2 separate regions of the Homo sapiens genome follow, and region 1 is linked to region 2. A link is an interaction called in ENCODE POLR2A ChIA-PET data of the cell type or tissue named here. Cell type or tissue: IMR-90. All regions are shown on one strand. Links, peaks and the distances in the headings refer to the core of each region. The heading gives the core; the rest is flanking DNA. Region 1 overlaps DOCK7 (dedicator of cytokinesis 7). Region 2 has its middle 37 kb from the start of DOCK7-DT.

The links. Peaks named below come from ENCODE experiments on the same cell type or tissue, not always from the same donor. Only the 100,000 strongest peaks of a DNase experiment are listed, where the experiment ranks them.
Region 1: POLR2A ChIA-PET joins it to region 2 with 10 read pairs; 3 of 35 experiments call an interaction of 5 or more read pairs at or near these places.

What each region holds. Positions count from the first base shown.
Region 1 is chr1:62,652,626-62,656,625 of GRCh38, reverse strand. It overlaps DOCK7 (dedicator of cytokinesis 7), which reads left to right. Exons shown (of 50, transcript NM_001367561.1): 3 at 2,467-2,642; 4 at 2,833-2,901. Among named protein-coding and RNA genes, the nearest start is that of DOCK7, 34 kb to the left of the region's middle. In IMR-90, for the core only: no CTCF peak of the experiment used is centred there; no DNase peak of the experiment used is centred there.
Region 2 is chr1:62,720,524-62,730,758 of GRCh38, reverse strand. No RefSeq gene overlaps it. Among named protein-coding and RNA genes, the nearest start is that of DOCK7-DT, 37 kb to the right of the region's middle. In IMR-90, for the core only: no CTCF peak of the experiment used is centred there; a DNase peak (open chromatin) is centred at 5,268; H3K4me3 peaks cover 351 bases; H3K27ac peaks cover 1,175 bases.

The DNA.
Region 1 (4,000 bases), core at 1-4,000, 71 kb after region 2:
GTTTGTTTTCTATGTAATATCTAGGCTGTTGTACTTAGTGGAAAGAATAGAGAAAAGTACTTCTACTTCATCTTTCCAGAAGGGAAAGTACCCCCTAGTGACTTTTGATGTTTGAGCACTTTTTTATGTGCTTTATTTTTTCCCATTTATTTGAGGGTTTGGCTTTTTAAAAAATTATTGAGATACAGGACTTCTTCATATATTCTAATTACTAGTCCTTTATCAAATGTTTTGTAAATACTTTCTCTTAGTGTGGCTTGTTCATCATTTTCTTAACAGTGTCTTTTAAGGAATCAAATTTTTCTTTTATGATTATTCTTTTTTCATGTGTAAGAAAACTTGGCCTACTCCCAAATTGTAAGGACATTTTGCTGTGTTTTCTTCAAATAGCTTTATAGTTTTAAGCATGTATGTTTGTGTCTGTGATCCATCTCAGTTTAATTTTTGTATATGTTGTGATACAAAGATTGGGGTTCATTTTTTATATGTGGATATCCAGTTCTAATAACAATGGTTAAAGAAGATTTCTCTTTTCCTGTTGGATTGCTTTCTTTTTCTTTGTTAAGAACATCATAGAATAATTTGTACTTAATAAGATAGGTAAGGTAGAAGGCTTATGAGAGAAAAAATCATAGAAAAAATTTTAGAGCTCGAAAACCCAGTTTCAAATTTCTGCTCTACCATTTTGTGGCTATTATATTTTCAGATGTTGGTTAACTTTTTTGAGCACAAATGCCCTTATTTGTAGAATTGAAATAGTAATTATATCTAACTTACAGGGTTTGGGGGAAGTTTAAATGAGATGGCATATACTGATAATGATAAATAACTACTATCTTTTGAGTGTTTAAGATGTGTTATTTATTATTTTACTCAATATCTTTAAAATGTTAAGTCCAGGCTGGGCGCCGTGGCTCACACCTGTAATCCCAGCACTTCGGGAGGCCGAAGCAGGCGGATTGCTTGAGCTCAGGAGTTCCAAAGTTAGCCTGGGCAACATGGCGAGACCCTGTCTCTACAAAAAAACACAAAAATTAGTGAGGCATGGTAGCTCACGCCTGTAATCCCAGCTACTTGGGAGGCTGAGGTGGGAGAATCCCTTGAGCCCAGGACGCAAAGGTTGCAGTGAGCTGAAATTGCACCATTGCACTCTAGCCTGAATGACAGAGGAAGAGCCCGTCTCAAAAAAAAAAAAAAAAAGAAAAGAAAAAAAAAGTTCAGTCCAAAGAAGCATAGGTTAAAGCACCTTCAGATTAATAATGTGCACCTGCACAGAGGCAGGTTTCAGTGTTTTTATTCCAGATGACTATCCTGAGAAATAACATGTTCTTATTTTCATTGGTCTATAACTGCATGTTTGTTTTATATCCTTTATAGGTTTGTCTGAATATTTTTTTCTTTTTCGAACTAGATAAGAAGTATGGTATTTTATTAAAAAGTATCTGGTTAAAAACTTGGCTGAAGAATGCTACCAGTCTTTTATTATTATTAATGGGTAGTTTTAATAGGGCCTGTGTATTCCTTTCGTATGGCTACTGTAACAAAGTACTACAAACTGGGTGGCTTAAAACAAAAGAAATTTATTCTCTCACAGTGCTAGAGGCCAAAAGTCTGAAATCAGTATCACTGGACTAAAATAAGGTTTTGGCAGGGCTGTGCTTTCTTCAGATTTCTCCTGGAGTATCAGTTCTTTGTCTCTTCCAAATTCTGATGGCTTTGGCATTCCTTGACTTGTGATCACATCATCTCTATCTTCAAGGCCAGGATATTCAAATCTCTCTCTTTTTCATCTTTATACAAATTTTTTCTCTCTGTGTATAGCCTAATCTCCCTCTGTCTCCTCATGAGGATATATGTGATTGCATTTAGAAACCACCTGGATAATCCAGCATAATACTCCCGTTTTAAGATCCTTAATTACATCTGCAAAGACTGTTTTATTTTTTATTTTTTTCCATATAAGGTGACATGTACAGGGCCCATGTGTTAGGATGTGGAGAATTTTTGGAGGGACATTTTTTAGCCTACCCCAGTCTGATTATATGTTTTTACTAGGATAATCAACAAAAACAAGAAATAAAGTAAGAGCACTGTTTAGAAACGTAGCAACTTACTTTTTTTTTTAATATCCAAAGATATAAAAAAGCAAAAATAATCCTTCCAGTGAGTACTTTGTAAACTATAAAGTAGAATAAAACTGTTAATTCTTACTAGTGTTTTTATGTGAGAGTTCTGGGCAAAGTATCAGCAAGGACATTAAAGAGAGTATGACCCAAAACATCAAGGAGTACAAGAAGGGTAACACTTTGTGTTTTCTTTAGTGCATCTGGTTGAATATCTGTGAAAATTTTAGAAAGAACTAGATTAAAAGCTTTTATTTAAAAAAATGTTATTTGCCTTAAGTTTTAAAATTATTACATTCACCTCTTGTTTTCTACCCATCTCTTATCCCAACTTTTTACAAAGGTGCCCCTTACCGAAGCAGTAGATCCAGTGGATTTGGAAGATTACCTCATTACTCATCCTTTGGCTGTGGATTCTGGGCCTTTACGGGATTTGATTGAATTTCCTCCAGATGATATTGAAGTTGTTTATAGTCCTCGGGACTGCAGAACTCTTGTTTCAGCTGTACCTGAAGAAAGGTAAGGAGACATTGACTTATTTTTGGCTTTAGAGGAACTATAGAAAGGCTACCTTCCATTATTTTATTTAGAGCCTACTTCTTATAGCATCATCATTTCCTGTTACGCAAACAGCGATTGTAGCAACCAAATTAATGAACATCAGTGCTGTCCCGTCTAAATTACAAATGTATTTTCCTTTTTAAAATAGTGAAATGGATCCACATGTTAGAGACTGTATAAGAAGTTATACAGAAGACTGGGCAATTGTCATCAGAAAGTAAGTTATATGTTTATTACAACATTTACAAATATTGAGTAAGATTTCTAAATGGATTAAGGCAGATTCGTAATGTTTATGAGACCTGAAAATTTATTTAAACAAAATAGCTGAAGAAACAAAAGAAGAACTTTTGTGTATAGATATTTACTCCTTAGGATTTCTGTAATACTTTTACTTTCTTTGTAAAATATAATTCATGGGAAAATAGTATTTCTGTATTATTATAAATCATTAAGAGCTACTAATGTATGATAATGATTTTGTGGTCTAATTCTTTTAGGAAATATTGGGTAGATATTGATGAATAATTTGTATTTCTCAAAAAGAATCCAGTTTAGTGAAACTTAAATAGCTAAGTTAAAATTAACAGGCAGTTTTACAGACCAAGCTATTTGAAAGGTCTCTGCTGTTTCTAACTAATATTTATAGGTCTTTGACCTCTACATCCAATCAGGTAAATATTTGTAAAAAATAATGTTTTGTTCTAGCCAAAATTTATTTTCCTAATAAACTGTGCAATAGCAAGTCAGATTAAGAAGTATAATAAAACTGATTTACACAATAATCATTTGCTAATTTGCATAATGGAGAAGGGTCTTCATACTGAATCTTCTTAACCTTATTTGATTTTTCTGAAGGAGATATGATTGAAGTAGTGGAGAATTCTGATACGGCATTATAGTTTTCACAAATGAAATAATCTATGCAAAATAGCACTAGCAAAAGTGATATATCCATTGCTGATTGTTTTGCCCTCATGGCTGTCTTATTTCACTAGGCTTTACATTGTGCTAAATATCACTCTGGGGGATAATGCTGACATGCTTTTTAGTTTCAGTGTGACCTAATAAAAGCACAGTCTGCTGCCCTTTATATAGAAGAGCTGTTTTTATGAACTTACAATTTTGATAAGTATTCTGGTAGCCAAATTTTAGACATTACTGAAGAATACTGTTTCTCAGTCAGATAATTCAAAAGTCTTTACCTCTGTGCATATATGTTAGAAACCTATAATCAGAAATCTTAATAAAAAGGTTAGTTGTAAAATATATTGACCTCAGAATCATGGAAATCTGCTACTTCTAAGCACAGGGTT
Region 2 (10,235 bases), core at 3,050-7,049:
CTACCTACCACCTTTGCATTAAAATGATCTGCTTATCGGCTTCTCTGGCTAAACTGTAAGCTTCTGTATGGAAAGCCTCCACAAACCCCAGATGAGACTGAATTCCCCTATTACAATTGTCCACAATTCCCTATAGTTTGGCTTTATAATACTTACGCGTGTGATCATATTTGTAACAGGAATGGCAATTAATGCTCTCTAGTCTTACATACCCATTAAGGCTGAGGCTTTCTTTCACACACCATCAGTTTGCAATGTTTCAGGTGAGAAGACAATGGAGCAATATCTTCAGTATTCCAAGGAAAATGGTTTCAACCTAGAATTCTAAATGTAGCCAAGCTTTAATTCAAGTGTAGAAGAAAGACATTTACAGATGTCTGTGTTCTTAAAATTATACCCAACATGTACTCTTTCTTGGGAATTACTGGAGAATGGAAGCACAAAGCAAGAAGGCCAAACATAAAAGAAAGAGGATCCAGAAAATAGGGACTCCAACAGAAGCAGGAGAACTGACTCCTCAGGAGGAGCATGCAGGAGATCCTAGAGTGACACCTGCAAAACATTTCTAGAAAGCAATCTGTTCACGTTGGGGGCAGGGTTAACAGAGACCTCCAAGAAGGATGTTGTCACAAAATGAATGAAAATAAGAAACAACCAATGTATTTTAACATTATGAAAGGAAATTTATAATTCTCGAGGAATGTTTGAGGATGAATTAGTTATAGGTACATAGAAAAGTAAGCAAACAATATAGGCAATTATTAATTCCGGGAAAACCAAAACATATTGTATAAAAGAGGAAATGTAGTCATTGTACAATGTATGGTCATGTTGAATTAACCAAAAGTTGTGCAATGATGTAATTATATAGGGAGAAATGGAGGAGGAAAAGAATGTATGTGAATGTGTTTGTGATGGGGTGTGGTGTTGGGAGCATTATAAGAGAGCTTAATCTTCATCTTCCATAGCAGGAAGCCAAAATATATGAAACTGAACAATCTCCAAATAGCAGCAATACAAGAATGTTATTTAGGAAGACAGAGGCAAGTATGAGAAGAAACAACTAATAAAATCTTTTAAATGTTGCCTTTGAGTACTGGGGATTGGGGGTAGAAAAGGAGAAACAGTGTACTGCTTTTTTCATTATAAGCTTCATAGAATTATGTAACTTTAAAAACTCTGTACAAATATAAACTATTGTTTTAAATAAAAGAGGAAGAAACATTCAACATTTTTTTTCAAGCAATCTTTTGAAAATAAAAGGAATGCTGTGAGGAAACTGAGGGGTGTGAAAGAAAGCCTCAGCCTTAATGGGTATGTAAGACTAGAGAGCGTTAATTGCTATTCCTGTTACAAATATAATCACACGCATAAGTATTATAAAGCCAAACTATAGGGAATTGTGGACAATTATAATAGGGAAATTCAGTCTCATCTGGGGTTTGTGGAGGCTTTCCATACAGAAGCTTACAGTTTAGCTTTAGCCAAAGAGAAGCCGATAAGCAGATCATTTTAACACAAAGGTGGTAGGTAGGAATGATATGCTAAGAATGTGTAGGAGGGGCATTAAGCCCAGCTCGGATGGATGTGGTGTGGAAGGGTTTAGTGAAGGATGTAGAACAATAATCAATTGTTTCAGAAGGGTTTTGAACCTTGGCATGCATAGGTTGAAAGTTTAGAGGCAGGCTGGGCGCAGTGGCTTACACCTGTAATCCCAGCACTTTGGGAGCCCAAGGCGGGCAGATCACAAGGTTAGGAGATGGAGGCCATCCTGGCTAACACGGTGAAACCCCATTTCTACTAAAAATACAAAAAATTAGCTGGGCGTGATGGCATGCGCCTGTGATCCCAGCTACTGGGGAGGCTGAGGCAGGAGAATCGCTTGAACCTGGGAGGCAGAGGTTGCAGTGAGCCGAGATCGTGCCACTGCACTCCAGCCTAGGTGACAGAGCGAGACTCTGTCTCAAAAAAAAAAAAAGAAAGTTTAGAGGCAAATGTTTTTTGACAGCCGGAATAATACCTGGTTTTGTTTTATTTAATTTATTTATTTATAAATAAATATATGGAACACCATTATATAATATTTCTGTGATACAGACACGATAGATGTAAAGAACCTCAAGAAGATAGATAATAGTAGGATTCACTACAATAATTAGGAAGTGATAAGTTTTGAGTATTGTCTGTTTTTAATATAATTTATTTCATTATGTTATAATAAATATTCTGTTTATTTAATTTTTAATAATGGTTAACCACTGTCTCATAAAATTCCTGAATATAAGCCATCTATTCTTATGAGCCAGTATGAGCTGGCTCCAGCACTGTTGGAAATGTTATAATATCTTGAAATATTAATATTTGTGCTTTTTCTCCTCTGTACTTTTAAGGTAGGAGGCGGGACTTGATTCTAGGGGTGGGACTTGGATACTGGACTAGACTGAGGACTAGCCAAGACACTTTTTCACACTTTCTCCCTGGTGTTGCCAAGGAGAAAGCAGTTTTCAATCAGACCCACCCACCAGTGTGCCATGTCAATTTACCGTTGCCATGGCAACACCAGGGTTGTTATCACCCCTTTCCATGGTACCTAACCATTCAACAGTTACTACCCCTTTTCTGCATAAACTGCCCCTTAATCTGCATACAATTAAAAGTGGGTATAAATATGACTGCAAAACTACCCCGAGCTGCTACTCTAAGCCCTGTTCTGCGGGAGCAGTCACCGAGCTGTAACACTGACTGTTCAACAAAGCTGTTTTCTTCTTTCTCTGGATTACCCTTGAATTCTTTTCTGGGCAAGGCCAAGAACCCTCTCTGGCTAAGCTCCACTTTGGTGCTTGCCTGTCCTACATCACTTTCTTGCACTTGATCTTTTGCCTGTAACTCAGAGGTATCTATGCTGCCTTGAGAAGTATGACTGTTATAGTAGGAATGAAAATGGCAAGAAATAAAGGACCTTATTATGCATGGTAGATTAAAAATGTGCCTTCACCACTGGTTCTTCCTGAAATCCCAGTAATGTGACCTCAAAAAAGGTATAAGCCAAAAATGACCAACAGAAAGGGAGAGGAGACAACATAACAAAATTTGAAGAATGGAAGCAGGGGAATAAGTGAGAACAAATATTCCCATCTAGAGAAAATTCAGATCTAAACTTGAAGAGGAGGAGGGTAATAACAAGCTGATTCATGCTGTGAATCACCCCAAAAGCTCAGGAATGGGGGGAATTAGAAAATAAAATTGGAGGAAATCTCTGAGAAAGTAGAGCCAAAATATAAAAATGAAAATGAAAGCCGGGCACAGTGGCTCACGCTTGTAATCCCAGTACTTTGGGAGGCCGAGGCAGGTGGATCACCTGAGGTCAGGAGTTTGAGACCAGCCTGGCTAGCACGGTGAAACCGTGTCTCTACCAAAAATACAAAAATAAGCCGGGAGAGGTGGCGCGTGCCTGTAATCCCAGCTACTCAGGAGGCTGAGGCATGAGAATAGCTTGAACCTGGGAGGCAGAGGTTGTAGTGAGCCGAGATTGCGCCACTGCACTCTAGTCTGGGTGACAGAATGAGACTTTGTCTCAAAAAAAAAAAGAAAAGAAAAGAAAAGAAAATGAAAAAGAGACAGAAAATAGAAAAGATAAGAAAAATACTTACTTCAGCATCTAAATAATAAGAATTTCAGAAAGAAAGAATAGAGAAAACAGAGGGGAGGTGATAATCAAATGCAGGAAAATTTTCCACAACTGTATTGACTTTCTAGAGTAAAACAGCATGCTGTGCTCAGCATAATAGACTTTAAAATACCCACACCAGAGCAAAAGATGGGAAATGTTATTTACTAGGGACAAAAAAAGTTCCTAAACATTTCCAAAAAGAAAAAAAAAGAGGCCACAAACAGATAGAAAAGAATGGCCGTGTGCGGTGGCTCACGCCTGTAATGTCAGCACTTTGGGAGGCCGAGGTGGGCGGATCACGAGGTCAGGAGTTCGAGACCAGCCTGGCCAACATGGTGAAACTCCGTCTCTACTAAAAATACAAAAATTAGCTGGGCCTGGTGGCGGGCACCTGTAATCCCAGCTACTCAGGAGGCTGAGGCAGGAGAATCACTTGAACCCGTGAGGCGGAGGTTGCAGTGAACCAAGATCATGCCACTGCCCTCCAGCCTGGGCGACAGAGTGAGACTCTGTTTCAAAAAAAAAAAAAAAAAAAAGAAAAGAAAGAAAAAGAAAAGAATTGGATTTTCTTTCTTTTTTTTTTTTCTTTTTGGAGAGCTGGTTGTTGTTAAACATTTATCAGTGCAACACTGTCTATAATCTTCTCTATATTATAAAGTCCACGAGGGCAGTAACTTTTTCTGTTTGATTCCTCAAGACTCACAGTTTTATTACCTAGTAGGCACTCTATAAACATTTACTGAGCAAGTGAATGAAAGCTCAGGAATTTTGCCTTCTTCGTTTTTATATCTGATAACAAGCACAGTCCTGATACAGATGAAGCCCTGAAAAAAAAAGTTTGCTGACCTGAACTGAACTTGTAGCAGAGCCTCCTAATGCTGAAAACAATCCCATGGCAATGCAACACACATCCAAGAAAAAGAGTGAGAGGGTTTATTTCTTGAGGCACAATGCTCATTTTCATGGTTGCTTTGTAAGTTAAGTCACTTGTTGCAGTAAGCCCAGGGGGAAAGCCAGATCTCCTTCTTCCTAAAACAGTACCCTATTCATTAGATTTTCTATTTGTCAGAGGCACCAACATTTTCTGACACTAATGTTGGACAGGGGAGCTGGTTACTTGCTTTGTGGCTACAAGATTTTTACTTAAGATAAATGACAGTAAACCAGAGTTGGGAAAAATCAGATAAAGAAGAACCAATGTCTACCATTTAATGAGCACACATTATGCTCATTATAAAACCCGGATTTAAATCCAGTAGCTTTTTCAACAACTGTATAAAGAAGGAATTATCCTAACATTACAAATGAAGATACCAAGGTTTAGAAAGTTTTGTGAATTTGCCTAAAGCATACAACTGATCATTAGCAATAGTGGGACTCAAAAGTTGTCTTAAAACAAACCCCAGTATATTTTGAAATAAAAGGAAATAACACAACCTATTTTGCTGAGAGATAGGGAGGGATCCTGACTCCTACTTGCTGAACAAATTCCCATTGCACAAAACAAGGAGGTTTACAAAACCTTCTTCTTAGGTCACTGAAATCTTCCAAGCAACTAGATTGGAATTAAACTTGGCAAAGATTACTAAATGCCACCAGTGTTAGACAATTGAGAGTTTCTGCAGAACAGAATTCAAGAAAAATGAAACCAAAATTTTGGAAAGCACCTAAAGTGAGAGTCACGTAGGATTCAAAAATCTAAGAAAAGCTTCCTGGCATTTGTGCTGCCCCAGCTGGAGCTGATAGAATTGTTTCTATTCTTTCCTGTATGTTGGAGGAGGAAGTAGTTGGGTTGTCTTTCTTGGCTGTTGAGTGGGAGGAATAATACAGCATTATCAGAGAAAATGGCAAAAGAAAAAAAAGGGGGAATTTTTTTTTGTTAACTGCTGTAAAAATAAATTCGTATCTCTGTGGTGGAAGAACTTGGATTTGGTTTAGTAGGTAATTTGGAATGTTGTCCAGTGCATTTCAATGGGAAAAAATAAAAGAACCTCAGAAAGCTAACAGCCAAGACTGCAGTGGTAGATTTTTTTTTTAAAGCTTGTAAGCCAGGCATGGTGGCTCACGCCTGTAATCCCAGAACTATGGGAGGCTGAGGCAGGTGGATCACTTGAGGTCAGGAGTTCAAGATCAGCCTGGCCAACATGGCAAAACCTGTCTCTACTTATTCCCAGGTATTCAGGAGGCTGAGGCAGGAGAATCACTTGAACCCGGGAGGCGGAGGTTGCAGTGAGCAGAGATTGCACCATTGCACTTCAGCGTGTGCAACAAGAGAGAGACTCCATCTCAAAAAAAAAAAAAAAAAAAAAACAAGGAAAGAAAAGTCTCCTGTAGCACTTAGAGCTATGAGGAGTCCTGCATTTCTTGAGGAAATGAAATCTTTCACTGTAATGAACACTTTGTGATTGAACATGTGTTTTCATTTTGCCCTGGTTGACTGTGTGGCAAATTAAATGACTTCTAGTTGCTATAGAATCATCCCAAAAATAAGAGAGCATTTTTCCTCCCTTTCGCAGGATAGAATAGCTTAGTACTTGGTGTTCTGTTTGTTAAGGTCTAGGATTCCTTAGTTAAGAGAATGTTGCTTTTGAAATCTAGGGTCTTGGAGACTTGCTGGACTGACGTTAAGACAGAAGAAGCTGGAGCAGAGAAAGATTTCCAGAGTAGGAAGACGGGCAGTGGTAGCTCCTCCAGCTGTGGGGATCTATACTCTGCTTCCTCATGGTGGCCTGGAAATAGCAGGAATTTTGATAGGCATGGCTTTGTGTGTACCTGGGGACTGAGCACTAAGCTTCCAGCCTTCCCTCTGGAATGAAGGTCTCCATGGCCAAGTCTGGCACAGAGGGAGTAGCTGTTGTCTTCAATAGAGGCAGCCACCTTTGAATAGACTATATAGATTTGGACAATGTGTGTTTTACCAGCAAATCAGTGGATTCAGGACTCAGTATACACTCTTCCCCACATCGGTTTTCCTGAATGATGTAAGCCTTAGAGCATTCTAAAAATAACTGATTAAATTATCCACTCTAATGGACTCGGGGGATTTAATTTAATCTAGAAAATAATGAAATGTGATATTTCCTACACTTAAGTTGTATTAGTTATCTATTGCTGTGTAACAATATTACCACAAACTGAGGGGTTTAAAATGTAAGTCATTTATTAAAGGCTTAAAACATTATTCATTTATTATCTCATATAGTAAATCTGAATCATAACAGCTCAGCCTGGCTAAATTATTGATTTCAGCCTCGTGAAGCCCTAAGCAGAGAGCTCAACCAAGCCCACCTAGATTTCTTCTTTTTTTTCTTCTTCTTCTTCTTTTTTTTTTTTTTTTGACAAAGTCTCACACTGTCACCCAGGCTGGATTGCAGTGGCATGATCAGGGCTCTCTGCAGCCTCAACCTCCTGTCTCAAGTGATCCTCGTGTCTCAGCCCCTTGAGTAGCTGGGACCACAGGCATGTGTCACTATGCCCAGCTAATTTTTTTGTGTGTGTTTTTAGTAGAGACAGGGTCTCACTGTGTTGCTCAGACTGATCTCGAACTCCTGAGCTCAAGCAATCCTGTCTTGGTCTCCCAGAGTGCTGGGATTACAGGCATGAGCCACCAGGTCCAGCCACTAGATTTATTCTTTTTTTTTTCTTTTTTTGAGACAGGGTCTTGCTCTGTTGTCCAGGCCAGAATACAGTGGTATGACCATGGCTCACTGCAGCCTCAACCTCCTGGGCTCAAGTGATTGTCCCACCTCAGCCTCTGAAGTAACTGGGACTACAGGCGTGTACCACCAGGCCAGGCTAATTAAGAAAAAAAATTTTTTTTGTGGAGTTGGGGTTGCACCATGTTGCCCAGGCTGGGTTCAAACTCCTGGGCTTAAGCGATCCTCCCACCTTGGCCTTCCAAATTGTTGAGATTAAAGCATGAGCCACCACACTCATTCCCACCTAGACTTCTGACTTATAGAACTGTGAGCTAGTAAGAGGATGTTCAATTTGTTATAATTTGTTATGCAGAAGTAGAAAATAATTACAATGCAGCTTTCTCTCTTGCTCACTATGTTTTACCACACAGGTCTCATTTCTCTTTTTCAAATATGTGAAGAGTCTTTCTGCCTTAGATCTTTGCACTTAGGTCTTCCTCTTCCTGAAATACTCTAATAATGACTGGCTCTTTCTCATTCTTTCAGTGTCAGCTTAAATATCACAGCCTCAGGAAGTCCTTCACTGACTACCCTGTCTTAAATACCACTCTCCCAACTTATCATCATATCTTCCAATTTATTTTCTTCATAGTATTAGTATATAGCTCTTATGCAATTACTATGTGGTGTACACAGTTCTAAGCAGTTTACATGGATGCATTCATTTAATCCTCATAATAATCCCATGAGGTTATAAATTAGATGCTATTAATATGCCCATTTACAAATGGGGAAACCGAGGTACAGAGATTGAGTCACTTGCAAAGATCACACAGCTAGTAAATAGCATAACCGAGATTTGAACCCAGGCAGTCTAATTCGCGTGCACACACTGAAAACTATATATCCTCTACAGTATTTATCACAATCTAAAATCATCTTTTTATTTACTTATTTATTGTCTTTCTCTCCCTCCATACTCCTAACATACAAGCTTCTGGAAGGTAGGGATCTTATTTGTCCTTTTATGTAGTAGCTGCTCAGCAAATATTTTGGAATGAATGATTCTTCCCATTTTTCAGACGACAAAAGTGATACCAGAGAAATTAAGTAGCTTGTCTAAAGTCACACAGTTAGTATGTGGTAAAACCAGGATTTGTACCCGGGTCTGTCTAATCTCAAACCTGTGCCCTTAGCTTCTATTGCCTTCTTCATTAAAAATAACAGTAATAGTAATAATTACATGCCAATTTTTTTTTTTTTTTTTTGAGATGGAGTCTCACTCTGTCGCCCAGGCTGGAGTACAGTGGCGTGATCTTTGCTCACTGCCAGCTCCGCCTCCCAGGTTCATGCCATTCTCCTGCCTCAGCCTCCCAAGTAGCTGGGACTACAGGCGCCCGCCACCATGCCTGGCTATTTTTTTGTATTTTTAGTATTTGTATTTTTTTTTGTATTTGTATTTTTGTATTTTGTATTTTTGTATTTTGTATTTTAGCATTAGCCAGGATGGTCTCGATCTCCTGACTTCGTGATCTGCCGACCTTGGCCTCCCAAAGTGCTGAGATTACAGGCATGAGCCACCACGCCCGGCCGCCAATTTCTTAATATGTGACATTGCCCATAGTATGAATACAGTTTTTTCAATGAGCAAAATGAGTTATCCAAAATGGTTTCTTGGAAAATATTGTGACTTTGGGGAAGGAAGCTCATCCTTGCTGTCCTATCACTTCATTTTGTGTTTTTCTGTTTTTCCTCCAGGGGCCTTTTCTGTCACTTCCTTTGAGGCATTTTCTGGGTCAGGGAAATCTTTCTAGTGCCCTTCAACTGTCTCTGCCTACCCATAAGGCTGGCCTTGTGTCCAACACCAGCTTCCCTGCCTCTGAGGGGTTTGCCTTCCCTGGCCATGACATGTAATAACTGTTTCCCTTTCCCTTTCTTACCACACTAGTTTTTCTCTCGTCTAAGTGGCCCTTCCCACCTCTGAATAGCCAAATTACATGTATTTTAGATAAAACTTTCTGCCCCCTCTGAAAACCTCCCTTCCTTGTGGTAGACCTCTGAGTGCTATATTGAGATTTTACTATAGATAGTTATCACTGTTTAAGGTCTCACAGCTGACTCCATTGACAAAACAACACAGTAAAGCCAAGATTCTGGCCTGCGAAACATTTCCTCAATAACCTGACATGAAACAAAGACAAGCACACTGAGGCATTTGGCCCAGGCTGCATGAGTCCATGGAAGTTAATTGTTTGGTGATTTCCTGTACCTGAGGCACAAATGCTTCCTTTTCCAATTATAGACTCACTAAAGCCTCTGTCAGCGCAATGAAATTAGGGACTTCAAGGGCAGCCTGTATTCAGATAACGCTCAGTGGTAATTCAGGCTGTGAGGTTTGCAGGACTGACACATAGTTCATAAAGTAACCACAGGCCCTCCCAGTTTGAGGATTCTTGATTACAGTTCTGAATACTTCTGGAGGAGTGCTGGCCCTCCTATCAATGATTCCTTGCTTCTATTGCACCCCATGGAGTTCAGAGCCTATTTCTTACAAAGGAGAAAAAAGTGCGCGTGGATAGTATGCAAATATAAGCTACCAAGGAGTCCACATTCTTAAGCATAATATAAAAGACCCTTTATGAATTGTGTATACACACACACACGCCCACACAGATATCACTGTTTTCTGCATTTATTATGTTGCTTTATATATATTAACTTTTCTCTGTCCCTTATGAGGTTATTGAATTTTTAGGGTATGGACCAGGTTTCCTCAATACCGAATCTACTGTATGGCACATTATAAGCTCAATAAAATGTGTATTTAATAAAGAATTAATGATTTATCCAGTTGTATACATTATGTGCAGTTTTTTGTATGTTAATCAAAGTTCAGTAAAGTTGTTTTTTTTTTTTTTAAAGAAATG